4 separate regions of the Mus musculus genome follow, and regions 1, 2 and 3 are each linked to region 4. A link is a loop called in an ENCODE intact Hi-C map of the cell type or tissue named here. Cell type or tissue: gastrocnemius. All regions are shown on one strand.

The links. Peaks named below come from ENCODE experiments on the same cell type or tissue, not always from the same donor. Only the 100,000 strongest peaks of a DNase experiment are listed, where the experiment ranks them.
Region 1: it touches region 4 in a loop (2.8-fold over the local background); 23 of 42 quality-filtered maps call a loop at or near these places.
Region 2: a loop joins it to region 4, with 2.4 times the contacts of the local background. A loop is called at or near these places in 2 of 42 quality-filtered maps.
Region 3: a loop joins it to region 4, with 9 times the contacts of the local background. A loop is called at or near these places in 30 of 42 quality-filtered maps.

Annotation. Positions count from the first base shown.
Region 1 is chr11:76,148,828-76,156,827 of GRCm38, forward strand. The region is part of intron 4 of Vps53 (VPS53 GARP complex subunit); the gene reads right to left. It overlaps Gm46252 (a long non-coding RNA gene), which reads left to right and starts at 2,024. Exons shown (of 3, transcript XR_001780093.2): 1 at 2,024-2,188. In gastrocnemius, no CTCF peak of the experiment used is centred here; no DNase peak of the experiment used is centred here; H3K27ac peaks cover 2,877 bases.
Region 2 is chr11:76,214,530-76,222,529 of GRCm38, forward strand. It overlaps Gemin4 (gem nuclear organelle associated protein 4), which reads right to left and starts at 3,043. Exons shown (of 2, transcript NM_177367.3): 1 at 2,949-3,043. The coding sequence starts at 2,958. It overlaps Dbil5 (diazepam binding inhibitor-like 5), which reads left to right and starts at 3,084. Exons shown (of 2, transcript NM_021294.2): 1 at 3,084-3,219; 2 at 3,698-4,136. The coding sequence starts at 3,743. The coding sequence ends at 4,006. It overlaps Glod4 (glyoxalase domain containing 4), which reads right to left. Exons shown (of 9, transcript NM_026029.3): 9 at 5,866-7,502. The coding sequence ends at 7,437. It overlaps LOC108167850 (a long non-coding RNA gene), which reads left to right. Exons shown (of 2, transcript XR_001780094.1): 2 at 1-181. In gastrocnemius, a CTCF peak has its summit at 3,185 (motif pointing left); DNase peaks (open chromatin) are centred at 2,370 and 3,096; H3K4me3 peaks cover 1,670 bases; H3K27ac peaks cover 1,955 bases.
Region 3 is chr11:76,163,346-76,171,345 of GRCm38, forward strand. Vps53 (VPS53 GARP complex subunit) reads right to left here. Exons shown (of 22, transcript NM_026664.4): 3 at 2,854-2,903; 4 at 453-519. It overlaps Gm46252 (a long non-coding RNA gene), which reads left to right. Exons shown (of 3, transcript XR_001780093.2): 2 at 417-544; 3 at 6,918-6,992. Among named protein-coding and RNA genes, the nearest start is that of Vps53, 12 kb to the right of the region's middle. In gastrocnemius, a CTCF peak has its summit at 4,244 (motif pointing left); DNase peaks (open chromatin) are centred at 3,954, 4,235, 5,840 and 7,047; H3K27ac peaks cover 1,225 bases.
Region 4 is chr11:76,081,361-76,089,360 of GRCm38, forward strand. It overlaps Vps53 (VPS53 GARP complex subunit), which reads right to left. Exons shown (of 22, transcript NM_026664.4): 14 at 1,082-1,324. Among named protein-coding and RNA genes, the nearest start is that of Rflnb, 58 kb to the left of the region's middle. In gastrocnemius, a CTCF peak has its summit at 4,719 (motif pointing right); a DNase peak (open chromatin) is centred at 4,725; H3K27ac peaks cover 1,560 bases.

The sequences.
Region 1 (8,000 bases), 67 kb after region 4:
ACACCAGCCTTGAACCCGCAGGCATGCCAGAGCATTCTCAAAGCTTCCCTGGATGGAAATGCAACCCTTGTGGGAGACGGTATTCAGAGCAGCCAACCCAATGGCAAAAGAAAAGGAATGCCTAAGAAAAAAGCCTCAGCTGCTTTTGCTGAATAAAAGGTACAGAAATTCAATATTTTAGGAAACAGACACACTGAGAGAACAGCTCGTCCAAGTGTAACAAAGGACGGCTTCCCACAAACAGCCAGACTTCCAGCGCCAAGTCAAAAGTTCCTTACTTCATCCCAATTCCCTGTATCTGGACGTCCTGTCAAAGGATTGCTGTGTCCGAGAGACTTCATCTGCGTGTGCCCCCTTCCTGTTTCACCTACTCACTTTGGGAGCTCAGTGATCCCCATTATTTTAGTATCGCCAGGGGGGTGTACTGTGAACAAAGGGCTCTTTGCAGCCTTGGGTTTCACTTGTAGTTGCGTCTCCACTGTGCTGGCAGAGCTATCAGTCACTGCTACTGTTGGGATGCCCACATGCATAAGTTAGTTTCTTGGGCTCTGTAGCAAGAAAGAGTGGCTCCCAGGTCTGTTTGTAAGTATTTTTTTTAATTCAAAAGGCAACTGGGAACCAGGACTATAGCTCAAAGGTAGAGTACTTCCCTGGCTTGTTTGAGGCCATACATACAGTACTCATCACCATCAAGAATGAGGAGCTAGAGAGATGGCCAGCAGTTAAGAGCACATGGTGCTCGTGCAGAGGACTCATGTGTGGTTCCTAGCAACCACATGGCCACTCGTGACCATCCATAACCCCAATTCCAAGGGTCCCACAGCCTTTTCTGATTTCCAGGGCAACAGGTACAAATACGGTGCATACACATATTCAGGCAAAGAACTCATACACAAGGTGGAGAGAGAGAACTGACTCCTGAAAGTTGCCCTCTGACCTCCACACAGCTGCACTCATACACAGATCATGCAGACATACAAGAATAACTAATATTAAAAAGTTTTGAGGGGCTGGAGAGATGGCTCAGAGGTTAAGAGTGCCGACTGCTCTTCCAAAGGTCCTGAGTTCAAATCCCAGCAACCACATGGTGGCTCACAACCATCCGTAACAAAACTCTGATGTCCTCTTCTGGAGTGTCTGAAGACAACTACAGTGTACTTACATATAGTAAATAAATTAAAAAAAAAAAAAAAGTTTTGAGTGTGACAAGAAAACAAGGGGTAGTAATTAGTCTGAGATAGAACAAAGCCCTCTCAATTTGCCTCTTCTGCTTTATTTGTATTTATTCATTTATTCATTTAGGTGTGTGTGAGTGCATGTAGTTAGTATATGTGGTATATGCACATATGAGTGTACATCAGAGGAGGACATTGGGCCGTCTTCTCTATCGCTCTCCGTTGCACTACAGCAAGCAAGCACTAGGGTTACAATAATCACATGATCACACAGGACTTTACATATCAGTGCTGAAGATTTGAACTCAGGTCCTCACTCCTACAGAGCAAGTACTCTTACCCACTGAGACACCTCTCCTTCTTTATGCTCTTCTGCTTTATATAACAAAACAAACAAAACAAAATTGGGATCATCAAATCTTGTTAGTAGACATATTATAGAAGAAATGTCTCCCTTTTAACCATAGGCACTCAACTATACTGGCCAATACCCACAGTCTGTGAATCAGAATCATATACCAAAAGCAACCCAGAGTCTTTCCAGAGTCCACAATACAACAGGGAAAAAGAAATCAGAATCCGGCCTAGCAGCTGGTGGAGGCAGGGGGCTCCGGATTCAAGGTCATCCTCAGCTACACAGAAAGTTTGAGGCCAGCCTCAGGTACATGAAACCCTGCCTCAAAAGTAAATGAAAAAAAAAAAATTGGAATCCTGGCATGTGATCCAACACTACTGAGAGGCTAACAAGTTTCTTGTTGTTTAAAAGCTTTAATAAAGACAACTGTAAAACACCAGACCAATACAGACTAGAAAGCATTGTCTATGGATTTACAAAATTAAATCTCCCCTTGAAGAGACCAGGGTGTCCAAGTCAGAGCAAAGGAAATTTTACAGCTTTATTACAGACCCCTGAAAATTGGCCATTATTAATGAAAACACTGATGAACAAACACAGCTGAGCCCATATTGCTCTAAATTCTGTGGCTTAAAGAGGGAAGAAAAACTGAGGCCAGGTTTGTATGTGAAGACAGGGTTTCAGATTCCCACCCATTGTTTTAACACAGCTGAATGACTTCCTGTGTCAAAACCTGAGACCCAGGAAAGCTCTGCCTGTCGTTAGGTAGAATTATTGCCATTTTTTTTTCCGAAGGCAAAGCCTTAATCTGAAAGTGGAATTTTCCTTTCAAAGTCTCTAGTTGCTAGCAGTCAAAGCAAGAGTAACAGTTACAATGGTGATGAGTGACACCCTCCTCTTCAGGTGCAGACTCCAGTTTCAGCTCTTAACTGAGTGCTTTCAACGTGGAAATGGAGAGGTAGCAACCGTTATGCTGGGCCAATTTATGTGGGCATGACTCAGAAGAAGAATAAAACTTCTCTGTTCCCACTTGGCACACTGGTTTTCTAAAAGTATTTTCAATAATCATGTTGCAGACAAGTGGGAATTGTGTTTCTATGGTCAGGAAGGAAACGCCTGATGGCTGGACTTGTTAACTAAACCAAAGACAAATGCAGGGTGGTTTTTGCTGGTATGGGGAGTACGTCTCTTGTTATTGAAAGCTTAAGCCTGTGTATGGCTTATCTGAAACATAGAGTCTCACGTATTAAGTGAAGGCAAAATAGGAAGCATGCTTATATTAATGCACTGAGTTTAGCCAAAAAAGAAAAACACTAACATTTTGAACAATGTGGAAATTGTCTCTAAGGAGATTAAATATTAAGATAAATTATCCAGTAGCTCTACTCTCAAGTATTTACTGAAAAAAACGGAAAGAAGGACCCTGAGCAGATGGAAGGAAACCCAAAATGTGGTGAGTCCACACAAGGTACTATTACCTAGCAATAAAGGTGATAAAGTTCTGGTACACAACATTAATATAGATGAACGTAGCAGATATAAGTAAAATAGATCAGAAATGAAAGTATAGATATTGTTGGACTCCATTTATTTGGCATATTAGAAAAGGAAAACCCACAGGGAAAGGCTATTGGAGGCTATAGGAGCTTCTGCTTAATGATTAGAATTGCTGCTAGGGATGCATGGGGTTCAGAGAGCAGTAACACACGCACAGCACTGTGACCACAATTAACACCACAGTACATTATGTTACATACAGCCTATGTATTTTTCAATATTAGCAATCTACTATATCAAAAGATACTGAATAGTATAAAAAGATAGTTTAAACAGATAAATTGCATTGTATGTACATTCTATCTCGATAAAACTGTCTAGAATGAAAGGATACGGGGCTGGCAAGAAGACAAAAGTGCTTCGCACACAATTCTGACAACCTAAGCTGGATTTCCCAAACCCACGTAAAGGTGGATGGAGAAAGTAAACTCTACAAAGTTGTCTCTGACTTCTGTATGAAGCCTGCACTTACAAACACATACCACACATACAGACATGCATTAGTGGATACAAAATGGTTTTTAAGTGTAGTGATGTGAATGAAGAAGCAAAAGTTATGTCTCTGTTTTATTTCTGGAACAGGGCTGTGCCATGTAGCCCAGAGGCCTTGAACTCAAGATTTTACTTCTTCAGCCTCAGAAGTGCTGGGGTCACAGGCATGTGCCACCCCCCCCCCACCAAGCCTGCCTCTATATGCCATATTAACTAATTTTAGCAAAAAAAAAAAAAAAATTAAAGAGGATCATTACACATATTCCGTAACACTTAGCTCTATTCTCAGGTGAAATTATAAAACAAAAATGGCTCAGTGGTTAAGCTGAGCCCATATTGCTCTCTATTCCTGCAGAGGACCCAGATTTGGTTCTTGGCACCCACTGTCTATAACTCTAGTTCTAGGGGATCCAGTGTCCTCTTCTGACCGCTGAGGGCTCCTGCACACATGGCATAGACACATAAACTCAGTTACACACATATATTCTAAAACCCGGAACCTTATCTGTTAGTCAGCACAAGTGCAGCCACTACTTTAGAAAACTTTAAAGATGTGGCCAATGTGGTATTCAGAAAAAAAGCCTTCCTCTTAATACCATTACTCTCAGGTGACAGAGAGCTGGCTTAGTGGTTAAGAGCATTTATTAAACTGGCAGGAGGGCTTGAGTTCAGATCCCAGCACCATGTAAAATGCCAGGCATAATCACACATGTGCCTGTAACCTCATACTGTGGGGGCAGGACAGGAGGATCACTAGGTTTGCTTGACAGCAACCTTGCTCTAGGTTCAGTAAGGGACCTTGTCTCAAATAAAGTGGAGAGTGATAGAAGACACAGGACAGCCTCCTCTGGCCTCCATATGCCTGTGCAAAGGTGCATGTGCTGGCACACATGCAGGTGTATACCACATTCACACATATATATATGTACATATTCTCTCTCTCCCTCCCTCTCCTCCCTCCCACTCTCCCTCTCTCCCTTCCTCTAACAGACATACACACAACCTTTTCAAAGAAGTTCAAATAAGACAGAGAAGAAAGAGGAAGTTATATACATGAGCCAAGTGTAGCACTGCACGCCTTTAATCCCAGCACTCAGGAAGCAGTGGCAGACAGATCTCTGTGAGTTTCAGGCCAGCCTGCTCTACATAGTGAGTTCCAGTACAGACAGGCAGCCAACCGATATAGAGAGATCCTGTCTCAAAAAAAAGAAAAAAAGAAAGAAAAAGTAATACACATGATGAACACATGAGTAAAAAGTAATGAATGAAAACAGGAAAAGGTAGAAATGATAGTCATTTGAAAAGTCCATGCTGGCTAATCTAGTTTAATGTAGGGGACCAGACAGGAAAGGCAACGCTAATCATGGAAAGAGAATAGAAACTGAGACAGCAGGAGAAAGAACTAGACATCAGAGTCAAAGAATTCTGAATAAGTGACATGTATGAAAATTAGCTCACGAAGCAGGACGTGTGGGCTGAGGGTGTGGCTCAGAGCTCCAGAAGGACATGCAGGTACCTGGAGTGGCTTTAAAGCAGGGCAGTGAGAACTGAAAAGATCAGAGCTGGTGGAAAAGACAAAGGAACCCAACAGACATCTGGACACAAGTATCCCAAGGGCTGTCACCATCAGTAGCCACACCTGCAACATTACAGCCCCTTCTCAGACTTGAGTGAGCCTAGCAGTGTGAGGGATGTTGAAAATACATTCATTCTGACCTCACCACCCTGAGGTCGGCATTATCTTCATGACTTAGATGAGAGCCTGGGGCAAAGGCTAAGTGTGGTACAGACACCTTTAACCCAGCACTCAGGAGGCAGGGTTAAAGGCAGGCAGATCTCTGAGTCAAGGCCAGCCTGGTCTACAGAGCAAGTTCCAGGACAGCCAGGGCTACACAGACAAACCCTGTTTTAAGAGATAAAAGAGCAGCAGAGGGAGTATGAATCTTGAGCTGAAAGAGGTATCACATCCTAAAGCCACAGATAACAGAGGAGGTGACTTTCAAATTCAAGGCCAACTCAAGCATTTTCAATTGGACCATGCCGCCACACCAACAGACAACACGGCCCAATGACTGTAAGTAACTCTGAGAACTGCAACAAAATGTTCAGCCTTTCTTAGTCATAGAGGGAGAGAAAACAGCTGTTTAGATTTCTCATAGTCTGCCTAAACATGAGGGTTTTATAGGAGGCCTCAGAAATGTTCACGAGAAAAAATAAAAAGGCACTACATGTGACAGGATGGGCAGGAGTACTGAGACCGAAGCCAGCCTGGGCTATATCCTGAGCTTGAAGCCAGCCTGGGCTACTTAAAAAGACTCTTGTCTCAAACACCATATGGGAGCCAAGGTGCTATCAGGGCTCAGGTGCAATGAAAGCATGTACTTTAGTAGTCAGATCAAACCCAGTCACATACAGGGCTGAACCATCAAAAGCTCTTGCTTTAGCCACAGTTAAGTGCTCTAGAAGCAAGCAAAGAAGAACACTTACACGGACCCAACTTACCAGATAAAGACAAGCCACCCTTAGCCTCTGCACCAGGTGTAAGAAGTCCTGGGTAGGGAATGGGAGCCAGGCTCAAACACTGAGGGACACTATGCTTACAGAAGGCTGACAGCCAGGCTGTTCCATGAATCAGTGAGTGCTGTCTGCATTCCTGGGACGTGCTCAGACCACAGCTATTTCAGCCTAAAAATATTCTGAAAAGTAAAATATAAAAGAGACACAAGACAGAAAGACTGAAAAACACAGATGTGCAGACACACCCCAGATGGTGGAGGATGGATTGTGGGGGCAGGTGCTGTGATTTGCTCCTGTAGTTTCAGCTACTAGAGAGGCTGAGGCAGGAATGTTCAGCTGTTATCAATTACTTACTAAGGGGAAAATAATAACTTATACTTCAAAAAGCTTACTCATTTTAAGGTGGTAAATTTAGAAGGAGAAATCAAGAAGCAGTTGTTATTCATTCATTCATTCATTCATTCATTCATCCATGTATTTACTTATTTATTACAGACTGGTCCTCAGAATGTAGCACAGGCTGGCCTCAAACTCATGATCTTCTTGCCTCAGCCTCCCAAGTGCTGAGATTACAGATGTGCACTGGCAATTTGTGTGTGTGTGTGTGTGTGTGTGTGTGTGTGTGTGTGTGTGTGTATTCTTTAAACCTACTATCATTTATTTCCTAATGAATTTCATCAGTCGATGGGCTTAACTTTTCCCAAGGAAGGTGCTATACACTAACAATGATGAAGGTGGAACACACACTCCCGCCATTCCCCTGCTGAGAGCACACTTAGCTACACCAAGGAGCGCAGCGTGTGTTCCTCCTAACACTGACCTACTTCAGTCTTGGGAACATTATTTCTGTTCTAATGCTTGAATTAGATGAGGTGCTAATTTTTAATGATGAAAAGCAATGGCTAATTTCTCCTTGGAAAGCAACACACTTTCCTGATTTGGCTCCTGAATCTTCATGATGTCTCTATTACAAGTGAAGCAACTAAGTATTGTTAACCTCCTTCTCTAGAGAAAACAGAAACCCAATGATTAGTAAACATGGCCCTGAGCCAGGCAAGGTATTGCCTTACCTGTCATCCTAGCATTCAAGAGGCAGAAGTAAGAGGATCATTACTTCAAGACCAGCTTGACCTACCTATTGAGTTCTAGCATAGCCTGGTCCACTATATGAGATATTGTCTGGGGGGGGGGGGGTGCTGGAGAGATGGGTCAGTAGTCAAGAGCACTTGCTGGCTTCCAGAGGACATGAGTTTGGTTTCCACGCACCCACATCAAGCACCTCACTACTGCTTGTAATTCCATGATAACCCACACATGTATTACACACACATTTACACATAAATAAAAATAAATCTTAAAAAAAGAAACAAGCAAACAAACACAGAGAGAGAGAGAGAGAGAGAGAGAGAGAGAGAGAGAGAGAGAGCGAGCGCACGAGTACCCTGGATGATGATGAACAGGTAAGAATTTTGTGTTTTCTGGGCCTGGCACTTTAGACTGAAGTGAAGATGAAGAAGGGGGCAGGAGGAGTCTGATGGTAGAGTACAGGGTTCTCGAGCTAGCCTGTTCCACTTTCTCATCAACACCTTGAGTGGACAGAGAGGGCATATGTGGCAGATTTGATGGTGAAGTCACTGAGATTACAGCGAGCTGGACAGGTTCAAACAATCAAGTAAAACAAAGATATAACCAAGGGTAGCACATACAAAGTCTGGTGCAGATTTTAAAGAATCTACCACACAAATAGAGGAGAGAGTTTAAATGAGGTTCAGATGAAAAAGACCTGGGGCAGTGGTAGAGTGCTGGGCCACACATGTTTTGTTTGGCCTTTACAGTGTTTAGGAAAAACACCAGGCCAACTAACAGAGCTGGGGAGGCACAGAAAAACCCACAATCCTGGCTTC
Region 2 (8,000 bases), 130 kb after region 4:
GAGAAGTGCATGAAAATCAAGGAAGTGACTAAGATTCCTCAGCAAAGTGTGAAGAGGACAACTGGACTGCTGAGGTTACAGTGAGTAGAGGATAGGGGACAGTGCTACCACATATGCATTAAAGACATGACAGAGGCCAGCAGCATGGCTCATGATTAAAGATATCTGCCACCAAGCTTGATGACCTGAGTTTGAGCCCTAGAACTGATATGGTAACCTCTACAAGCTGTCTTCTGACTGACACTTGTGCACCGTGGTATCCACACATACACACCAAGAATGTAATTAAAAAACAAACAAACAAAAAACCTAAACAAAACTGAGTCCAGTGATGGCAGACTATGGAAGATACAATAGGTAGTCTTTGGGGGATGGGAGGTGCTTATTGTCTTAGTGTTTTTGGTTGTTTCTGAGACAGGGTCTCATTATGAACTGGATAGCTTTGAACTCAGATCTGTCTGCCTCTACATCCTGAGTGCTGAGATCAAAAGCCTGTGCCACCACACTCAGTTAAGCCTGTTTTTGAACTCAGAGCCTTGCATGTAACAGGCAAGCACTCTACCACTGAGCTGTATCCGGAGCCCTGCCTTCCTTCTTTCTAAGCACACTCCTGCTTCAACAAGTTTCAACATTCTGTGCCTTACAGGGAAAAAGTTCACCCAGCAGTTTCTTCCAGTCAAAAAGGACAAGCTGGTGAAGGTTCTGGCTCTGTGGTAGGAACCAGGAAGTGGACAAAACAAATATTACATCAAGACAGCGGTCACTCATTCACTGAGTTAAGAACTGACATTTAAAGGGAGGCCATGTGGGGGTTTAATCAAGATAATGGATTCAAATCCTAACTCAGTTGTTAAAACATGATGTGACTTTACACTTTACTGAGTCTCCCGTCTGCATACATGAGAATATATGTATGCATATATACATGAGACTATAATCTTCATGGTATGGGAACCACATGACACAGGACATACACTAATCACACTTTTGTAACTATTCTGGTATTGTTACCTTTTTGAAGCATCTCCCAGGTATGGAAGAATTGGATGGGTTATATAAGCTATCTTAACCATAATCAGACCATCAAGAGCCTGATTTAAATGCTCAAGTGTTGGCAGGACTAGTCTTGTCAATATTTTGTCTCCTCCAGTGCAGAAACAGACGGGCACAGGTCTTTCCCAAAGTGTATAATCTGGCCTAGAAGCTGAGTGCAACACCTTGTCACGGTCACTGCTAGCTCTCTCCTCAGTCCTCTATGCTCCCAGAAACACATCTGCCCTATTCTCATAGGCCAGAGTCGGCAGCAAAAGTACTGACTCCAGTGAACAGCTGTGGTGGCCTATCCCGTTAGTCCCAGCTCTCTAGTGATGCAGATTTTTATGAGGCAAGCCTGGTCCACGTACTGAGTTTCAGGCTAGCCAAGGCTACATCATGGCTACCATCTCAAACTTCTCCTACCCCCAGGGAAAAAAAAAAATTACTGACACCAGGCAACTAAAAAATCTCCTGGCCACTAACCATTTACTGTCACTGCCTGCCCACCCCAAATCAAGGCTCAGCACTCCCACAAAACCCAGACCTGAAGGCAATCCAGGGTTCTTTCTGTCTCAGGTTGGTCTGCCGGCCCCCGAACACATTTCCTTATAACTGTAAATGACATTTTATTGCATTAGACATCGGCTTAGCAGAGCAAATGTCTGCGGCCAAACATGTGCCTTTCAGAGACTGTGTACATGTGGCTTGAGAAAAGTCCCAGACTCAGCTCATAGCCAGGGGAAACTCAAAGGCTTTTTTTTTTTTTTTTTTTTTTAAATCAGTAGCTGGTGCTAGGAAGTGACTGGTTACTTTGGTAGGCACTGTGCTGGGTGGCATACTTGTATTTTTTTCTGAGATAGGCTCTTGTTATATAGCTGGAACTGGCTTGAAACTATACAGACCAGGTCGGCCTAGAATTTTGAGATCCTCCTGCCTCTGCTTCCAGAGTGCTAGTTAGACATAAGCTACCACACCCAGCTTGACACCTATAAAAATCATGTAATCGTCAAACTAACTTCTTGAGGATTATAACTCCTGTTTTGGAGATGGGAAGCTAGAGGCCCAGGCACAACTTTGCAAGGTGTCTCAACTAGGGAGTCAAGCCTTGGCAGCACTCTTCACAGCTGCAGGGCACGAAACTACCATTCCACACTAAAGAGCTGGCTAGGGACAAAGACATTTCTCCACAGCGTATTATTTGCAAATCTTGGAGTACTTCCCAGGACGGCCTCCTAGTCTTACCCTCTAAAGAGCACACCTAGCAGGGTGGAGAGGGTTGGCAGATGGCCACAGATTTCTATCAACTCCGCCTTACTTCCAGACCTCGCCTAGGAGGATACTCCAAACCAAGCAGCACTCGAATTCGGATTCAAAAAGTGAAATCTCAGGCTGCGCAACTCCTGCTCACAAGAGAGGGGTGGGGGTGGGGTGGTCGCTTTGCGTGAGTCAACGAATGGGGTCCTGTTATGCACGTGGTCGCAAAGAAAACGCCAAGCCTCTGGGAGAAAGACAGTATCAGTATTTTTGCTTTATGCACTAGGCGACCTAATAAGAAACATGTTCACTAACTCGGCAGTCATTTAATAACGAAGAACTCTCCGGACGTCCGTCCCTCCCAGCCCGGCATTTCCGAAACACGTGCAGTAGCCCTGAGCATTTCCAGGAGAATCAAGGCTATATTCGCTCCCGGTTTCCCACTGGGAAGACACTACGAAGGACGGAGGAGGACTCTAGGAGACCGTCATGTGGTGGGGCTACAGGATGGAGGCCGGCCTCGCGACTGCGGGTCCCCCAAAACTCCTCAAGCCCCCAGCCTCCCGAGCACCGTAGGAGCAGTGCAGAGCCTCAGCCTGCCCAGGAGGTGCTTTGGGGGGGTGCGGCCCAGGGGCCGGAGTAGGGAAGTGGGAACCCACCTAGGTCCATGGCGGCGACGCTGGCGGCGGGCTAGACCGCCCCTCCTAGTCCAAGGCCGCGAACGCGTTGCCCGCGCCACGGCACAAAGGGCGGCGCTACAGGCGCGTCACAGGCTCCGCCCACAGCGCTTCTCCGCTTCCGTGCTGTAGTCTGCTAGCCGCTGCCGTTCAAGGCGCACGCGTACTCCTCTCCAACAAGCTCGCAGCGTCGAAGCCACCCTAGCCACAGCGCCCCCTCTCGGCCTAGGCTTCCCAGCCTTCTTAACCACAGGTACTGTTGGCTGTCTCCATGTGGAACCTGACCCCTTCAGGCAAGGAGGTCGAACCCCTTAGTCCAGACCCCTCATTCACCCTCACTCAGGAACCCCGGGCAGCTCTCGCCCCGGATTCACCCACATGGAATAACTTTCCTTCAGCTGTGTACTAACCAGCAGCGGATCCACGGGATTCATCCCCCCCCCCCCCAAGACACACAAAACTCCCTATATGCTTGCTTTTCATGCTGCACTATCTCCTATAGGCAACAGCAGAGTCAACTTTCAGAGCTCATAGGTGCTTTTATAACTTTGAAGGGCAGTCACACTGGAAAAAGCTCTGCGGGGCAGGAGCAATTGAATGGATTCCTGGTCCTCGATTTGTACGTTATTAAACACACAAACGCCCCGTGTTCATCCCACACATTATCTCTTTACCCCTTCTTTCCAAGGCCTAACAATAACATGGTTTGCTTATTTCCAACTTTCTTCTAGTACCCCGCATCACTTAAAAACAGAAGCATTGCCTCTGGTATACCAATGAGCCAAGTGGAGTTTGAAATGGCCTGTGCTTCACTCAAGCAGCTGAAGGGGCCTGTGAGTGATCAGGAGAAACTGCTGGTGTACAGCTTTTACAAACAGGCCACCCAGGGCGACTGTAACATCCCTGTCCCTCCTGCCACAGATGTGAGAGCAAAGGCCAAATATGAGGCCTGGATGGTAAACAAAGGGATGTCCAAGATGGATGCCATGAGGATCTACATTGCTAAAGTGGAAGAGCTGAAGAAAAAGGAGCCATGCTAAGAGCATTTTGGCAGACACAAGGAAGTAGCATGGCTCCACTGGTAGGGGACGGGTTTAAGATTCCTGATGGCTGAAACACACTGAAAGGGTAGCAGCGTTAGCAGAAACACCAATAAATCATTCAAACTGCATGAGAGTGGAGTCTGTGGCAAAAGAGAAACTTTGAGGGTCCTGGAGAAGTATTTAGATGTGTAGAAGCCTCTCTCTGCTGGGTGAAACTCCATTAATCTGCCTTTCTGTGGTCTGACTGGCATTAATAGTCTTCCCAGTTCCACAATGTGTGTGGATATTTGGCAGAAGAGCAAAGAGGTGGGGTGAATCATGCTATTAAAATAACCAGGGGTGGGGGCTTGGATCTGTATTATCAGGGGTTATCAACACACCAAGAACCCAACAGTACAGAGGAGAAAGGGGCTCTGCCTTCTAAAGAGCTAAAGACAAATAGAAAAGCCCTCACCTAGAACACAGGTCCAGAGAAGTTAGGATTTTGATGGAACTCAAACTTTGAGTGACATGGTGAAGTGGGTCATGCATCACGCACAGCAGCTGAGGGACAGGGAAGAAGGGTGGCCTCAGCATCTCAGTGCCTGAAAGAATCACCTAAGCCTTAGCAACCTAAATGTTCTTAACCTAGGTTTCTGCTTGGGGCCCAGTGATGGACGGACACACACATGCACACGCACATGAACGTACGCACGTGTGGCTCATGTAAGTGCCGGTGTCCATCACTACAGAGGCATCAGTGTGCTAAAATTGTGCCCAGAAGTTGGCAAATGAAGTGTTAAAGTAGAATTCTTAACTTCGTGGTAGCATGGTAGTATGTGTCTTGTCTGAAGCAAGCAGTACTTGCCTGGCACCAGGGTTTGCTCTCTAGCAAATCTGGTCATATAACAGCAAGTTTCTCTAGGCAGTTGGGTGGGGGGTGGGAGCTATACTTTGTTTTATGAGATAGGACTTGGCTGATCTGGATTCACTCTATAAACCAGGCTGGCCATCAGGGATCCATCTGATTCTTCCTCCTGAGTGCTGCATTTAAAGTATGAGCCACCATGATGGCTATAAAGTTTATTGTTTATCATTACATTTTTTTTATTGTGTGCACTGTGTGTGTGGGTGTGAGGGTGCCAAGTGTGCATGTGAAGGTCAGAACACAATTCAGAGTTGGTTCTCTCCAACTTTTACATGGGTTCACAGGATCAAACTCAGGCTGCTAGGCTTTCCTGGAAAGCATCTTTACCTACAGGGCTCTTTGTGGGCCCTATGATGGCCATTTTCTCTCTCTCAGTGATGCAGATATAGGCCAGACTAGACCAGATTAAAAGATTGTAGGGAATTGGCTCTAATGCTTTGTTTTAATTCATCTCCCCAAAGCCTTATTTCCAAATGCTGAGGGTCCCTGCCCCCAGGTGTCTTTGATCAGTACTAAAAAACTGCCATACAGCCAATGACTGGGCAAGGGGCAGAAGGAGATGAAGAGCAGGCAGATTCTCCATGACTTAGAAGCAGAGAGATTAAAGAGCTGCAGGAAAGAAATCATCCAGCAATGTAGGTGTAAAGGGAAAGCCACCCCAATGGAGGCTACCAAGAAGGAAACAGGGCCGCAAAAATAAAATATTGATTTAGAAGGTATTAACTCAGGAATGCCAGAGGGGAGTCTGTGCTAGCTGAGGGGAGGTTTGGAAGTGCCCGGCCACTGAGCAAGTTAGGCATATTAAAAATTAAGCTGGCATGTGTGCGTGCGTGCATGCCTTTGTGTCTTTGATTCTCAAATTCTTGAATTTAGAACACTCTGGCAGGTGGCTAAAGGCTGGATCACCCGCCAGAAGGGTGCTCAAAGCAGTTTACCTATTCACCATTATGGTTGATAAAGGCAGGTTTATTAGGAGGCAGCTCTTGGGTGGGTTCACTGACCTCACAGGATCAGTGAAGTCACACATGCAGGCTAAAGCAAGGGGTTTTTACAGAGTTTAGGTGAGGGGTGATGATGTGCCAGCTAGGAGTTGGATTCTGTCCATACATAGCCAAAAAATTCTTTGAAACATCAAGCCTGGTGTCTGATTTAGGAGTTCTACTGCTGTGAAGAGACACCATGATCACAGCAACTCTTTTTTTTTTTTTTTTTAAGGTTCTTTTCAGATTTATTTATTTATTACATGTAAGTACACCGTAGCTGTCTTCAGACACACCAGAAGAGGGAGTCAGATCTTGTTACGGATGGTTGTGAGCCACCACGTGGTTGCTGGGATTTGAACTAAGGACCTTTGGAAGAGCAGTCGGGTGCTCTTACCTGCTGAGCCATCTCGCCAGCCCCACAGCAACTCTTAAAATGGCATTTAATTGGGCCTAGCTTACAGTTTCAGAAGGTCAGTCCATTATCATTATGGTTGGAAACATGGCATTATGCAAGTGGACTTGGTACTGAAGGAGCCAAAAGTTTGACATCTTAATCGAAAACCAGCCAGGAGGAGACTGCTACATTGTCCAGACTTGAGCACATATAAGAGATCTCCACAGTGACACAGTTCCTCTAACAATGCTACACCTCCTCCAATAAGGCCACACCTCCAATAGTGCCACTTTCCATGGGCCAACCATGTTCAATCCACCACATGGAATAGTGGCCCACATCTATAGTCCTAACACTGGAGGCTGAAGCAGGACAAACATTCAAAACCACTGGGTACAGTATCCTGTGCATTTGATCTCAGCAAGAGGCAGGGGTGGGTTGGTCTCTTGAGTTTGAGACCAATCTAGCCTACCGAGTTCCAGTTACGAAGTTAAAAGCTGCCTTGAGTTACATGGTGAATTAATAGGTTACCCAGAGCTATCAGGTGAGACTGTCTCAGAAAGCCAATGGGAAAAGTTTCTAAACGTCAAGACCTTCTGTGGTAAGATAACAGAACAGAATCTTACCATCGGGTCCTGGAAATGAGTACTCTAAGCAGTAGATTTAGCTTTTGTTTTTTTTTTGTTTGTTTGTTTGTTTTGAGACAGGGTCTCTATAGTCCTGGCTGGCCTCTAACTCAGACACTCTCCTGTCTCTGTATCCCAAGTGCTGGGATTAAAGGCGTGCACCCCCATGCCTAGCTGGTTTGGCTTCATTCTGACATTTGTTTCAATAGTATCTACATGATTAACAGGTAATCAGATTTTCCTCCAGCCCCAACCAAGAGTAATATTCCATATAGTTGTCTCAGTCTGGACAATAAATTTGTTACCAAATTTAATACAATTACACACAGTAGGAATTTGCCTCTACCAAGAGTGATAAAAATATTTCATTTCTAAAAACAGAGCTTTGAAGAGTGAAACTACTGCACAGACCTCCTATGCAGGACACAGCCAAGTGGTGGGAGCATTTCTCAAAACATAAGTGCCAGACTGATAACAGACTGGACTGGAGATGTAAGTGCTCTTCATGTGTCTTCCACTAACCCGAAGCCTTTGGTTTATTCCTCGTAGCAAACCACTCGTCACTTTTGTCTGCTTCCATTGCCTAGGAAACAGAGGGACAAATGTTACTCCAAGTCTGCATTCTCCACCGTGCATTAATGCTAAAGCAGTCCATCTGTGTGGAGAATGTTGTTCACTCACAGGAGAGCTGGTGAGCAGCAAACAGTTGCTTGGTGATTTGCACAGCTGGCCAGAGAGCCTGGCCGCTGATGAAAGACCAGGGACTGTGCAACTACCGAGTCCTTGGCAGAACAGGAACCCTCAATGCTCATGAGCTTAATCTGAGACCAAACAAAATGAATGCAGCCCAGTGGTGGAATACTGACCTTCAGTTCACACCCCAGTACCACCACCAAAAATAGTATTTGAGACAGCCAGGCAAACACTTTATTCCCAGCACTCAGGAGGCAGAAGTAGGGAGATCTCTGAGTTTGAGGCCAGCCTGACCTACAGACCAAGTTTCAGGACAGCCAGAGATACACAGAAAAATCAATTCTTAAAAATCCAAAACTAGCCGGGCAGTGGTGGCCCACGCCTTTAA
Region 3 (8,000 bases), 82 kb after region 4:
CCCCCACCACAGCCCTCCAAAGTGAGACTGGCACACTAGAACGAGCCCAGTCCTGCTGGCTGGCAGAGCAGGTGAGGAACCATGGCTGCCTCACCTCAGCATCTCCCACAGCAATCTAACTGTGCCCGGCAACCAGGCTGCAGACCAAAGCCGGCACAGGACATAGAAGGATGAATACCAGGACCCTTCAGTTCATCCAGCAGAGCCTGCAGGTTGCTGGCCCTGGGTGAGCTGTGCATTAATACGTGAGTGATGCGGATCTGGAGGGCACTGAGTGAGAGTCCGTGGCTGGTCTTTAGCCCCTGACATGGTGGGGCAGGTCAACCATGCTTCCTGCTGTATAGGAACAGACTAATAAACTGCAAACAAACTGCTCAACTTTTGGTCACTTGGTTTTTTGGTCTTTATAAAATTAGGGGACTGAAACCAACGCAGAGGGATGTGTCACTTACTTGCCTTCCATCCTGCCCCACATTTGTCTGACCTCTTACGACAGTCCGGATATTGTCATCCAGTCTCCTGGCCAAAAGAATAAAAATCAGAGGTAAGATACAAGTCATTCAAGTAAACACTATTCTGGGGAGAAAATCAGCATTCACTCACCGACCTTTCCAGGCTGCGTCTATTTAGTGCAGAGTCCCAAACAAGTACAAGCAGCAATACAAACACAAGAAGCTGCCATTAATGCAGGCATAGGCATTATCTTGTTTAAAAAGGGGCAAGAGCTAATATTCAGAAGTGGCTGAAAGAACCAATATGACTGTAAATGTTTCCAGAGTAAACCAGCAGTGACAAAATTAAAGGTGTTTTACAGAAAGAAGCTAGCAGATTCAAATTAGCAACTGCAAAATCTCTACTTTGGAGACATTAAAAGGGTCAAGGAGTAGTGTGATTTGTGAAATCAGAGCTTACTCTTTGTGCCCTGATGTTGTCAGAGGCAGGTCTATGGCTTCCAGGATCTCTTTTCCCTTGGGCTCAGCAAGGGCCATTGTACAGGGCATCTGCCAGAGGTATTTCTGTCAGTCAGCTTCATCTTGTACCTGAAGAATCTGTTTAAGGTATGGTAGCAAGAATGCAGGAAATACCTTGCTGCCAGGGCTCCCTGGGTTACCAGGATGTTCTACTTTCTATATATAAACTCTGGCCATGCTCAGGTCTCCTCTAGAGCCACTATGGCTGGAGCTAACAAAACAACAAGGAGGCTCTTTTAAAAAAGATGTACTTATTTTATTATTTTATGTGTATGAATGCTTTGCCTGTATGTATGCATGTGTACCATATGTATGCCTAGTGCCTGCAGAGGTCAGCAGAGAGTGTCAAATCACCCAGGAGTAGTTATAGATGGTTGTGAGCCACTGTGTGGGAGCTGGTAGCCAAGCCCAGGTCTTCGTGTTAAGAGCGACAAGTGCTTTAATAAACAAGCCTCCTCTCTAGCTCCTCTTTGTGCTTCCTAAGGCAACAGTGGACGACACATTTATGGCAGTGCCCTTTACCAAAAGATCTAAAGAACTTGGTGGGGGAGGGGAACAACTCATCTTCTAGACTCAAAATGAACATTTTCAATTTTTAAAATGTCTTCTCATCAAAAAAAAGTCAAATAAAACCAAGCTGGATATGGTGGTACACACATTCAAATACTATCACTTTGAAGGCAGAGGCAAGTGGATCTCTGAGTTTGAAGTCAGCCTGGTCTACATAGTGAGTTCCAAGACAGCCAGGGACTATAGAGAGAGAGAGAGAGAAAGAGAGGGAGAGAGAGAGAGAGAGAGAGAGAGAGAGAGAGACCCCATCTATAAAATAAATATTTTTAAAAGGAAACAAATGAGTACATACAAACTCCCCAAATTAATTTGGAGCAACGTAGTCAAGCTACTTATATAATGAAAAGACGTTTGTTTAGTACCTCTCAGGTACCAAATGTATAAATGCAGACGTGGATAAGGCAGAAGAAGACCACTGGGCAGGAAGCACCTAATGATGACATGGACAGTGAGGCTCTGGGTTAACCATAAAGTTTAATTCTGGGCCACACCTAAGTCAACCTGCAGATTCAATATTATAGTTACAGGTGACCAAAAGATATAACCTCATCTCCATAGCTGGTCTTAGTACTACAAAATAGGCAAACCTATTAAAGAATAAAAGCATTAAACGTTATAGAAAAGTTATTCCTTCTTTGAAAGTTAACTTTTCTTCTTTCTCCTTTTTTCCTTTTTTTTTTTTTTTTTTTTTTTTTGATAAGGTCTCATAAATCCCAGACAGGTCTCAAGCTTACCACGTAGCCAAAGATGACCTTGAACTTCTGATTCTCCTGCCTCTCCTGCCTCTCCTGCCTCTCCCTCCCACGTGCTAAGACTATAAGTGTTTGCACCCATACGTGGTTTATGGGTTTATGCCATGCTTTTAGGACTGAATCTGGGGCTTCATGTTATTATGCTGGGTTAGCACTCTTCTAAGTTACATTCCCAGCCCTGATGATTTTTTTTTTTTTGGTCTTGTTTTGTTTTAAGACAGGGTCTCACTGTACAGCCCTGGCTATATAAAATAGGCTGGTTCTGAACTCAGAGATCCACTTGTGTCTACCCCTGAGTGCTGGGATTAACGGTGTGCACCACGACAGCCCGCCTGATGGTAACTGCTTTTGAACAGTCTGTTCCAGCTCCCTTCGTTTTGTATGGGCAGTAAAACACTGGCCAAAGAATCAAGCTCTTTGCCATAGAGTTTACATGAAAAGCCACAAGAGAAGAATTACTTTTAAATTTGAGATTTCAGTGCTTTCATCAAAAAATGTGATTCAGATATGACTAGATTAACAATATGCCTTTCATTAAAAAAGCATATGGCATTACTTACCTTATTTTCAGTCTAATTTTGTTCACAACATCGTCAATGTTTGCCAGAGACTACAATAAAGAAAAGAAGATTGCTGGCTGTTAATGTCCTTGTTGGAATTTTCTTTCACAGAGAAATAATGCACTCAAGGGATGTTTGTGACACCTCAAGAAGTTTGATCTTGATAGCACATTTAATTCTTTTAAAAATCATCTTATTTTTTTAAAATGTTTTGGTTTGTGTACATGTGCACATGGTGTACATGTGTGTAGGCATGTATGTCCATTCTTTGAACACACAGATGCACAGGCCAGAGGGTGACATCAGGAGTCTTCCTCACTGCCCACCTTATGTACTGAGGTAGTGTCTCTCACACCCAAGGCTCACCGATCCACCTAGTCTTCCCTGCCAGCTTGCTCTGGAAACCCCTTGTCTTCACCTTCTGAGTGCTGAGAGTATAGGCAAGCCACCATGCCCAGCATCTACATGTGTGCTCAGGAACCAGACTCAGTCGCCACACTTTTTCACCCTCAGCAGTGCGTACTGAGCCATCTTCCCAGCCCCTAAGCATAGCTGACAAATACTATCTGTTCTCTTTTTGAAGCTTTATTGGAAGGCAGCCACATTAGTCAACTCCCATGTGGCTGTGGCTGCTCATGTACTGTGGTGGCAGAGCTGGGAAGCTGTACCGGGCACTGCGGGACCTATAAAGCTTAGAAGACTGTCTTGACCTTTATGGGAAGTTTGCTAACACAGGACATACAAGGTTGTGGCCTGGATGAGATGGTGCAAGCTTGTATTTCCAGCACTCAGGAGACAGAGCCAGGGGAGTCTCTTGAGTTCTAGGCTGGCCAGCACTACAAAGTGAGACCCTGCCTCGAAAGAAAAAAAAATATGACTATAAAACAAACTATAGAAAGACATGGGATGAATGGATACAGCCATACCAAGATGCCTAATTCTTACACACCACTGCTGGGGAAAGTCAGGAGCAAGGCTGCAGATGACACAACCCCACTGATGCAATCCCAAAGCAGGGGGGGGGCTACTTCTCACCCGAGTCCAACAGCAGCTCTCTGAGGAAGCAGTGGCTGACACAGCCAGAGAGGCTCACCGAGGACACTGTGTTAGTCCTCAGGGTCCTCCTTGAGTGATGGTGCCCTTCACCTGGGAAAGTTCATGAGTCTGCTCAAGCAAGCACAATGGTACACACCTGTAATGCCAGCACTCAGGAGTCTGAGGCAGGAGGATCACAAGTTTGAGTAGCAGTCTACTTAGTGAGTCTCTTTAAAAAAAAAAAAATCAGGCAGTGGTGGCTGAGTATTTGTCTATATTTTAATTCATCTCTACTGACTGCTATGGAATAGTGAAAACAAGCAAACCTCGAAAGAAAATACGGTGAAATGGTGCCCCCTGGTGGAAGATGGGAGGATGGTAATTTTCTAATTCCCTTGGCCTTTTCCCCAACAGATACTTTTTCTCAGGAGGAACTACGCTTAAAAATTAAAAATTGCTTCTGGCTCTCTGCTACAGGAGGAAGCCAGAAACCTTCCAGGAACAGACCTGAGATGCCACATTACCCTGTTCACACAACTTCCGCTAAGCCAAGGCTTACTCGGAATTTTCAGAAATCCAAGAATAGTCAGCCAGCGGTGAAAGTGAAATTCAGAAAAGAGAAGCTATTTTAATGAGGAAAACAACTCAGGTGGGGTGAACTTGTTCCTACTCTGTTATGTTAGTCCCTTCACAACTGGACTGTGTATGATTTAAATCACTGCCCATGTCAGAACAGCCAGTGAGTTATCCAGGACCACACACTCGTCCACTCTGCCACTGCCAACTCGCTGGAGGGCAGTTGTTCAACATCCCTGAGTTTCTAAGGAAAATGAGCATAACAGCTCCTGGCCTACTAACTCTGCTGGAGCCCTCTTTTTTTGTTTTGTTTTGTTTTGTTTTGCTTTTTTCGAGACAGGGTTTCTCTGTGTAGCCCTGGCTGTCCTGTCCTGACTCACTTTGTAGACCAGGCTGGCCTCGAACTCAGAAATCCGCCTGCCTCTGCCTCCTGAGTGCCGGGATTAAAGGCGTGCACCACCACGCCCGGCTTGGAGCCCTCTTAAAGCAACAGTAGTGAGAGTGTGTGTGTGTGTGTGTGTGTGTGTGTGTGTGTGTGTGTGTGCGCGCGCGCGCGCGCACGTGTGCACTTAAGTGCAGGTATGTGCACACAAGTACCACGGCTTGAGCACAAATCTCAAAGGACAGCTTGTGAGGGTCGGGTCTCTTCTGTTGTGTGAGTCCTGGGACTGAACATAAGTCCTCACATAGGTCCTCAGGCTTAGGGGCACGTGCCTTACCTGTTGAGCCTTCTACCAGTCTGTGTATATAGTCATTGTCTGTCTGTCTGTCTGTCTCTCTCTGTCCCCCTCCCTCTCTCTCCTCCCCTTTGTCTTTCTCTCTGTCTGTGTCTCTGTCTGTTTCTCTCTCTCTCTCTCTCTCTCTCTCTCTCACACACACACACACACACACACACACACGTTGACTTAAAAAATGTTTTAAGACCAGATGGTAGTGGCACACATCATTATCCCAGCACTCCTCAGAAAGCAGAGCCAAGCAGATCTCTAAATTCGAGGCCAGCCTGGTCTACAGAGCGAGTTCCAGGACAGCCAGGGCTACACAGAGACACCCTGTCTCAAAAGAAAAACAAAGTATTTGAGAAATCTGGATGAAGGCAGCCAGGAATTCTGCTTTGTTACCACACCTCTAAATGAGGGACATACAAGATAATATGTCTTACATACTCATGGATAACTATGTATATATCATATATAATTACACACTATAAGACTGTTTTAATTACAAGTATAAAATATTTATAAGGTATTTAAAATTGTCAAAACATATTCACAAGCAAAAATCTAGACAGTAAGAGCACGTAGTGAAATGCAGGCTTCCGCTTGCCCAGTTCCACCTGACTGCAGCTTCTCTTGAGCAGAAGCCATGGCTCCGAGCCAGCTTCTGGCTTACTTTCTCAGACAGTCTGAGTTAAAAGCACATCCAAGGATCAGCTGCACCAGGCCATTTCACTTAGCCATATGCCTGGGAGGCCATTCCACACCAATCAATCAATACTGATCAATACTGACTGCACTACAGTAGACATTTGATAATTTGCTAATTCAAGAAATGAATTACCTTTAGACAGGAAGGTCTTGGTTAAACTACATTATTCTCTCTCTCTCTCTCTCTCTCTCTCTCTCTCTCTCTCATTCTCCTCCTCCTCTTCTTCTTCATACAACATTGCTTTCTAAGAATCCCGAAAAATAATTATGCAGATGTGGAACTGCATTTTAAAAATCAAAGAGGGCTAGTGAAATGGCTCTGCAGGTAAAAGATCTTGCTGTGCCAACCTGATGACTCTGAGTTTTAGAAACTATAGTAGATGAAAAGAACCAACTCCAAAAGCTGTTCTCTGACCTCCAAGAACACACAGCGGTACAAACATGCCTGCACACATGAATATTTAAAATGACAAAGACCTGTAAACAAGGGCCACTGATTGGGAAAAAAAAGGATTAGGGCACAAGGGCAGATTCATCTGATGGCCCTTCTGGCCACCCCTAGAGACACTGGGCAGGCAGGTTAGGAAAGAACAAAGGCATGGCAGTACACAAATAAGGTTATCAAAAGAACAGAAAGAAGTTTCAACTCAGGACATGAGATCAGTGGGAGAGCACTTGCCTCGCACATGTAAAGCCCCAGATCACACACACTCACACACTCACACACACACTCACACATACACACACCCTACACTTAATTACATGATAGATGTACAGCTTACCTATTGAACAAACACAAGTGAGAGGGTGTTATCAATTAATTTGGTCACCTCACAGAAATTATTTTCCTTAATCCCCTGGGCCACACGAGGAACACTACCATACTCCTTCCAGGTTAAAATTCAGGAATCAGACAGGATTTTTTATAAAATATTTTATAAAAAATAATTTAAATGTCTGAAAGGACAGTCTAGGGTTCTGGAGATCTGTCTGATTCTAGTTGCTTTTTTCCCCTTCATCTTTTAGGTTGTTTTGAAGTGCTCGTGCCTGGTTTCTGCTAGGCCAGCATTCTATCACCGAGCAACACCCCATGCTCTCTGTGATGGTTGACCTTCCTTTACACCTGCGTCTGATAGAGCTGACACACACCATCTGTTCAGTGCAGCCTATGAGGTACGAGTCTTCCCAGGAGTGGGAAGAAAGCCCTGTGGGAATCCAGCATATGGACATACTGCTGCTTGGCACATCTCTTTGACAACCACTCATCTGGTTTGGTTGTAATAGGATTGTACTGCTAAATGCTTTATTGAAAATCATTTCCTTCTTTTGAATAATTCATGCCGAACAGAGAAAATTCAGATCCTTGGTAAAATAATCCCATGTTCTCAAGAAAGTGTACGTGTTGTGAGTGTTACACTCTATTCTTCTATGGAAATAGATGTGTTCTTAAGAACAGATTGAGGTCATTTGTCACCTGCAAAAGCAAAAAAACCAAGTTTGTTTGCTTTCTTTGTTTTCTTTCTACTTGATAATAAAGACCCAGAGCACCTTGAAGATCAGTAAAAAAAAAAAAAATTATAATTATTTTTTAAAAATGTCTTTGACAAGGCTGGCCATCAGACAAGGCTGGCCTTAAATTCATGGTCCTCCTGCAGTTGAGTTATAGGTGTATACAACAGTCAACAAATCAAAAAGTTTGTTTACTTATTTTTTTTAATTGTATTTATTTGCTGTGTGAGTGCCTGTAAGCATGAATGTGCACCATATGTGTGCCTGATGCCTGAAAAAAACGTAAAAGGACACTGGACTCATGGAGTTGGCATTACAAATGGTTGGGGGTAGCAGGCTGCTAGAAATTGAACTTGGGTCCTCAGTGAGAGCCACAAGTGTTAAAACCACGGAGCCATCTCTCCAGCACCTGGTTTGGGTTATTTTGAGTGTCTCAAGTAGGTCACACTAGTTTTATACTCTCTCAGTATCCAGTAGCTAGATCTGAGCTCCTGATCCTCTTGCTGCAAAGTCCTGGGATTACAGATGACACTGTGCTCAGCTAAGCTCAAATTTCTTGATTATACTATTCTTTTCTTTTCCCCCTTTTCTTCTTTCCAG
Region 4 (8,000 bases):
ATGACAGGGAAGAAAGCAGAGGAAAGGCTGGCTACAGTACAAATAAATCAACACACAATGGGGGCCTTTGCTCCTGACCTTACCTTGACTGTCATCTGTTCAGGCCATCTCACCCACAGGAACAGGAAGACACAACGCCTAGAGAGCGGGGAGCAGTCCTCACCTGGGGTGACCCCATGCTCACCAAGGAGACCAGCTGACCTAGTGCCTTGGCTTGGGATTCCCCGAGGTGAAGATCCCACTTGGGCCATCTGTGGCACAGAATCTGCTTCTCCTTAATCTTTCTTAGTTAAGGTGCATACATGTGGAGCTCATAAGTGCACACATGGAGTAAGACGGCCTAACAGTGCACACATGCGCCCATGAACACACAAGTAGAGAGCAGAGTTGATGATGGCGTCCTCCTCTGTCTTTCTCCATCTGGTTTTGGAGATAAGTCTCTCACTAAGCCCAGAGCTTGCTAGAGTTGGCCTGACTAGCTCCATTGAGGCCCTGGGGTCTTCTTGCCTCTGCCCTCCTGCTGCTGCTGTTACAGGCGAATGTTGTCGAGCCCAGCCTTTTGTGTGGTGCTGGGGATCTGAACTTGGCTCCTCACGCTTGTGCAGGAGACACTGTACCCACTCAGCGTTCTCCCCTGCCCCAATTCACCCACATCTACACTTAGGGCTGTGGTCACAGCATCAGAGGCTGGAAGACAGTCAGAGGAAGAAAGCTTGTCTATCGGGCATCAACAGGCTGGAGCCACATTGCCTCTGCTACTGAGTAACTAACTTCTTTTTTTCTGTGCTGACACCATGTGTACGGTATACATATACATAAAGGCCCAGCTTAGTGATGTACTGTGACCTACACTGGTGTCTGGGGGAACATGCCTGCTGACAGTCGTGGTCAGCTGTGGATGCCATTATAGAAGACATCACCAACAGTGGGTCAGGTCCTTGAGAGCCTGGGAGGAGTGTTTTCTTCTTCGACATTCTTAGCAGTTCAGTAAACAACCTGAGTGGCTTTCCTTTGAGACTCCCATATTTAGGGATATCAGGAGCCTCAATTCCCCGCTGAGTGTGAGGAGAACAGGACTCACTTAGGCAGGTTGCCAGAGAGGATTTTCCAGGCGTATTCTCGGAGGTACTTCTGGAAGATGGTAGTCAGGGCGATCATGGGCTCGCCTGTGCTGAGCTGTGAGCACTGCACCATGCACTTCTTGTAGTAGACAAAGAGGTCAGCGCAGCTGGGGAGCACAGCACCCCCTTCGTCAGTGTTGGGCTTGGGTGGGCCCTGGGCTTTGAAATCTGCCACAAACCGGTCTATCAGCTCGCTGAGGTTTCTGGAAAAGCAGAAATATTGTTTCACTTGGAGAGATCAGGCAGGAGTGCTGTCTGCAAGGACCGAAGCTGTTCCCATGAGTGCTCTTCCCTGGTGCGACCCAAATTTACAAGTGGGCCCATTTTATCCATGTGGCACTCATCTCCCTGCTTAAAAAAATGGCAGTAGCCAGGCGGTAGTGGCGCACGCCTTTAATCCCAGCACTTGGGAGGCAGAGGCAGGCAGATTTCTGAGTTCGAGGCCAGCTGGGTCTACAAAGTGAGTTCCTGGACAGCCAGAGCTACACAGAGAAACCCTGTCTTGAAAAACCAAAAAAAAAAAAAAAAAAAAAAAAAAAAAAAAAAAGATGGCAGTAATGAAGTCTGGCATTTGTAGATTGCTTTGCTCCAGGCATCTCATCACTATGTCTGACCCCAGACCCCGGTGAGGGAGACAGAGCACTGCTGCTCCTTCAGAAGGTGAGAAAACTGACACCTAAAACTCTGTCATAAAACTGGGTGGCAGAACTGGCTGGAGAACCTGCCACAGAAGCATGCACCCCGGAATGCCAAGCACCAGCTCCCCTTTCCACAAACCAAAGTCCCAAATTCTAAAGGTGGTGACCATTTCCTAGACACTTATGATGGCCCAGGAGTCACAGCTGTACTTTATAATCATGTCACAGAATGCTAACTCTTAGCAATAACCCTCGGAGGTACCTACTTTACTATGCCCCGTCTCCAAAAGCCAGGCACAGAAAAACACCTTGTCCAAGACAAGCAGGGTGCAAACCCCCACAGCCTGGACCCCAGCCTCATGCTTTTCACCAGCCTACAAAAAGGCTCTGATGGCAACAAAGATGTAGACATCATGAACCTAAATGTGTCAGAGGATGGATGGCTTTAAAGAAAGAATGCTTTCCTTCTTTAAGATGAATAGTTTTTCTGTAGAACTTTCAGAATTAAAGATGTAAAAAAAAAAAAAAATCTTGGGATATAAGTGGTGCCTGGGAAAAGTGGCTTGCCTGGTCATGATGAGGAGGGTGGCTGGGATCTGTCTCCACTTTCCCAATCAAACATCTCTCAAGTTGCCCTAGTCACTCCAAGTCATCAGGAGCTGGAATCTAGCAGGGCTTTAACTACTGTCCTCTGTACAGCTGTGTTGTGAGGACAATGGGAGGCCCCTCTTGACATGTGGTATCTTTTTAGCTTGCTGGCTAAGGCTATAAGAATCCAGCTGTGTTTTAAAAATATATTTATACAATAAGGAGAAAAAGGCAAGAACCACACACAGCATCGATTAGCAGGAATAGGAAACAATTGACATTTTACTCCAGTGCTTTTGTTACTCGGTTTATGACATCCAGATGTGGCTGCTTAACAGAGCTAGGTCTCTGCCTGTGGAGACAGGCCTCTTTGGATGACCTTTGCAAGTGCCTTGGCCACCACCCCCACTCTGCACAAACTCTTCTTGCCCTACTTTCCCATGGATCCTCACAGCTCTTATGCGGAGAAGGCACCCAGGCCAGTCACCTCTGTGGCCCCACTGCTGGGCCTTCACTTGTCACCTCCTGGCCAAAGCACCTTCCATCTAGCTCTCTAGGCCATGACCCCATTGCACACTCAAACCAACACCTGCTCCCTCAGCTGGAACTGCCATCACCTGCCACTCACTACCACATGATTTGGTTTTGGTTTGTTCATCTGTTTTGAGACTGGCTTTGAACTTATGACTCTCCTCTTGTATTAGCCTCCTGAGTGCTGGGGTATAGTATGTGCTATACACCTGGTTCTTACTATTTTTTTTTTCCAGGCAGGGTTTTACTATGTTGCCCAAACTGGCCTGAAACTTGTGATATCCTGCCTCAGTTTCTCCACTGCTGGAATTACATGCATGTACCACAGCACCTGGTTTTAGCACTTGAGTAAATATTTTTCTGTACTGTGTAACAGGTCAAGCTTTCCCTATCCTGGTGCACAGTGGGTGATGTGAATCAACAGGGCCCATTCCCTGATTTATGCTGTAATTCCACAGTACTGGGAACAGCACTCCAGCAAGTATCTGCCATAGACACAGCTGATTTACAGTGTTAAGGTCTCTGTGTGCACTAGTGGGTCTCCCCTGGGGTGGCGGTATTTGTTCATGCTCCCTCAGCCCACTGCCCTGGCTAGTGTGTCAGGCTATCCTTTACGTTAGTACCCAAAGTATGTTTAGATGACCATCTTCCACATTTTGTTCCTAAGGATGGGAATAAAGTGCAGAAGTAGAGGGGGATAGGGGCCGGCACAGTGAAGAATGAGGAGGAGGAAGAGGAAGAAGAGAAGGAAGAAGAGGAAGAGGAAGAAGAGGAGAAGGAGTAGGAGAGGAGAAATGCAAGGCAGAGAATGCACTGGAGTCTGCTGAGGGTTTCATCTCCACACAGATGACACTCTGCAGTGACTTTATCTATCCACCTATCTCTTCCTACCACCCCAACTGTCTTTACCCACTTCCTATTTCAGAGCCCACCTGATCATAAAGCATGGAGCACTGTTTACCAAAAACACCCTCTAGAGATCTATATTTTTGTGCAATGTCCACCAAGTTACTTTTGGCATTGTTCTCTATTGCAGATGAGAAAGAAGCCTAGTGAGGAAGCTTGCCTGTGCCCTCTTGCACCCTGCACCAGCATGCATCCAGATGCCCCAGTGGAACCTCTGAGGTTCATTGCTTATGAAGTACTGGGCCAGTCCGACTAAGTATCAAGCACTCACTTCCTGTACGCAAGGCTTGAGGGCTGTAAGGTAAGATTGAAATACATTTAACTTAAAGAAGGTTATCACTGACAGCAGACGTTTGACAAGATCTTCGTGTAGGATTAATGGAGAAAGGGCTGCGTGGCCCAACAATCTGCAGCCTGGAACACAGGGAGTCTTTTCCACCTGAGAGCAAGTGTGAGCAAGTAAGGGTTTACAAATGCTCAAGTCCTGGGCAAGGGCTGTGGGCTACTGAGAATCCCTGCAGCCTTAGAATAGTCACAGTTCAAGGGAGTGACAAAATGCTGTTTGCGGAATGGGCTGCAGAGAAAGCCTGCTGCAGAATCAGGGAGAGAACAAAAGGATGTAGCTAGAAGTGAGAGGTAGAGCCAGTAGGAGCAGGAGATGCTTAGCTGCATAATGAGGTGAAGCAAGTCTGCTACATGAGATCCTATCTCAGAAGCCAAAACCAAAGAGGGATCAGGTGTGAAGGAGAGAGTGTGGCTGTGGCTGAGATGCAAAGTGAAAGCCCCTGGCCTTGAGTGAGGCAGTGAGACCCTTTTGATTCCCACTGCTATCCCTTCAGACCTTTACCTTTTTTGAGATTTTATTTATTTTATGTGAATGAATGTTTGCCTGCATATTTGCCTATGCAATATGTACGCGCAGTACCCAAGAAAGCCAGCAGAGGGTGGTGTATCCCCTGGGATTGGAGTTGCAGACTGTTGTGAGGCCCCATGCGGGTGCTGGACATTAAACCCAGATTCTCTGGGAGTAGTCAGTGCTCTTGACTGCTGAGCCATTTCTCCAGCTCCTCATATTTTTAATATCATACAACACATTCTTTTTTCCCTGTTTTCTTTTTGGTCTTTCTCTCCCATTAGCTTATAGATGTGTTATAAAATATGATGTCATTTATTCCTCCCAATAGCTATAAAGGGGAAGAAACCAAGGTTGGCAACTTGAAGTACCTTTGCGCAAGGTCACAGAGTCACTGGCACTGACCTCAGGTCTCTAGAGTACTAAGCAGATACATGCCACACTGCTGTTCCTGACTCCCCCGCTGAGAGAAACCTCATGGACATGTGGTTTCCTTCTCTCTCTTCTCTGCAGCTTGAGCTTTGTGCCCAAGAACTGTGTAAGCATTTGCAGGTTTCACATAACATACTGTTAGGAGTTCTGCTGATTAAGTTAAAGATGAATGTGGAGTAAAGAGTATTACAGGGAACGATGAACAAAGGAGAAGAAGCAATCGTCTCATTGCAGACTGGGCTCAGCATGATACGTGTGGATGGATCTGAAGTCAGCATTCAGAAATAATAAGTAGACTGGAAAGCAATGTAGCAGCGGCACTGGGAGGAGGTGGCCCAAGAGTCCCACACAGATTCAGCATGCATGCACTCAGAGCTGCACCCACTAACGTGCACCCTTCTCACTTCTCTTGGGCTGGAGGTATGGACTTGCCTCTGGGGTGGGCCTAGGAAGAGACTGGGGGATGGGCTACATATGGACAAATGGAGGAAGCAAGTAAATGTATCGAGAGTGCGAGGAGCCGTGCATCTTGCTATTGTGTTATAGAGGCAGTAATCAGCTTGGGAACTCCTGTGGTGCTAGGTTAGACTAGAGGTCTTGACATGAACCCACAGGCTTTAAGGTCCAGGTAGTATGAAGACAGCCTGTGTGTGGATGCATCTACACTCATGTGGGCACACGTTTCTCAGCTCTCTCAGCTGAGTGCCCAGGAACAATGGCACTCAGCACACTCAGCACTCTCACACCAGAGCCTGGTATCTGAGGTCACTCGCTACAGAGGAAATGGGGAGCCTGGAAGCAAGCATGACCCTAGGGCTGGACATAATGCACAAGATAAGCCTGGTGTGCCAGAAAGAAAGGAGAGTGCTCAGGAAATGATAGGGGCATGGAAAAAGGATGAAGAGCCAGCTCAAGAGGTCCTCCTGGACACATCACAGGTAGCCTGAACACTAAAATGATCAGTTCTAGAGAGAAAAGGGCAATAGTGGGACAACTGAGGCCGGTAGCAGCACCGTGCTGACTTTCATGTCCAGCTTTGTTGTTTGGGCTTCACAACAGGGTTTTGCTCTGTAGCCCAGACCGACCTGGAATTTAAGGCTCTCCTGCCTCAGCAACTGAGCATTAGATCACAAGCACCTCCCACTGCACACACATCATGTGCGAGTTTTGATAACTTTCCTAAAGGTATACATTGATTCTAATATAAAGTAAATTGAATACTTAAGGGTATTCTCTAGCCTCCACACACATGTGCACTCACACTCTTACCATGAACACACATACACACACACACACACACAAATTTCAAGCCATCTTCAGCTATGTAACAAGTTTTAGGACAGCCTGCCATACATGACATCTTGCCTCAAAATAAATAAATTAATGAATTAGATAAACACAACTGGTAAAATTCAACATGACCTCTGGATTTAACTGGTAATAAGAGATCAAAGTGATCTTGAAGATTACATTATAGTTATGTAGACTGGGTCTTTTTAAACTTTTATTTATTTTAAAAAGATCACTATTTTTGTGTGTTTGTGTGTGTGTGTGTGTGTGTGTGTGTGTGCGCGCGCGCGCGCGCACATGCTGGGTGCTGGGAGCCCAGCATCAGTTCTCTGGAAGTGTATAGTGCTCTTACCCACCGAACCCAACAGAAGTTTATTGTTAGGTTTGTTTGCTGGTTTGTTTGAAGTAGTGCCGAGACTGAAACCCAGGGCCCTGTAGATACTAGGTGGACACTGCCACTGATCTACCTTCCTAACCTCTGTTTTTCATTTATATGCACACACGTGGGTCTGTCCACATATATGAATGTATGTGTGCCCACAGGGCCAGAAGAGGTTGTCAGATCCCTGGAGCTGGGTTCAGGTGGTTGTGAGCATCTGATGAGGGTGCTGGGAGCTGAACTCGGGTCCTTGGCAAGAGCTGTTGTGTTGAGCCATCTTTCCAGCCCAGGTCCTTGATTTTAGGACATACACAGTCTTATTTCAGACTTGAGAGTTCAAATGGCTGAAACAGTGTATGTGCATAAACACATGGGTGTGTGTAGAAGAAAGGTGGGAAAGGCCAAAGTGACAGAGAAGCCGGGGAAGGGGTAAAGACTTCTGTAGGCTTTCTTATAACTGTTCTGAAAGTACAAATTTATTTTTTTAAACAAAACTAGGCTGTGGGTGTGACAAAGCTAAGAAGGGGGTAGGAATGGTAACAAGTTACTTTAGGGAACTCAGGAGAGTAAGCAGAAGTTGAGTCACAACAACTTCCTGACAAGGAAAACCACGGGATAGAATGAAGACAGTGCTGATGTAGAAATCCCCCCACAAGTTAGCCGGGGGAGTCACTACCAGCTCCAGAGCAGAAGGTGCAACACAAAAACGGGGAAAGCACTTATGCAGGTAAGGGCAGCTTAGCCCAGCTTGTCACACAGGTGGTTGGCAGGGATTTGCTTCTTTCCTATATACTGGCTTGTGGGCCTTCTGCTGTGTGACTATTTGCTGGGACAGGTTCTGCCAAAATGTCGCCTGGGCACAAAGAATGCTGAGAAGAGAGCACAGACTCCACGCCTGGCTCCATATGAAGTCTGCAGTCCCAATGAGGTGACCTTCCCACACAGGCATCCTGAGAGGGCAGAGCAGCCCCTGCACACCATCCACTGTGGACCAAGGAGCCACTTGTCGAGGTGTATCACTCAAATTACAAAGCCTATGAGATGGGCTGATGAACCTTGATACAGACAGGACATAACAGCCTAGAAGGGGTTAAGTGGCATGCTGAAGGCTTCAGGCTAGTGAGTGTAGAACTCTAACTGAAATTCAGGTCCTCCTGGATGCAGGCCCCTCCTCTGTCTCCTGTGCTGGTGAGAGGTCTGTTCACCTCCCTTGCAGATTCTGAGTGGAACTATGAGAGCAGTGACTGCACCCATAAGTCTGA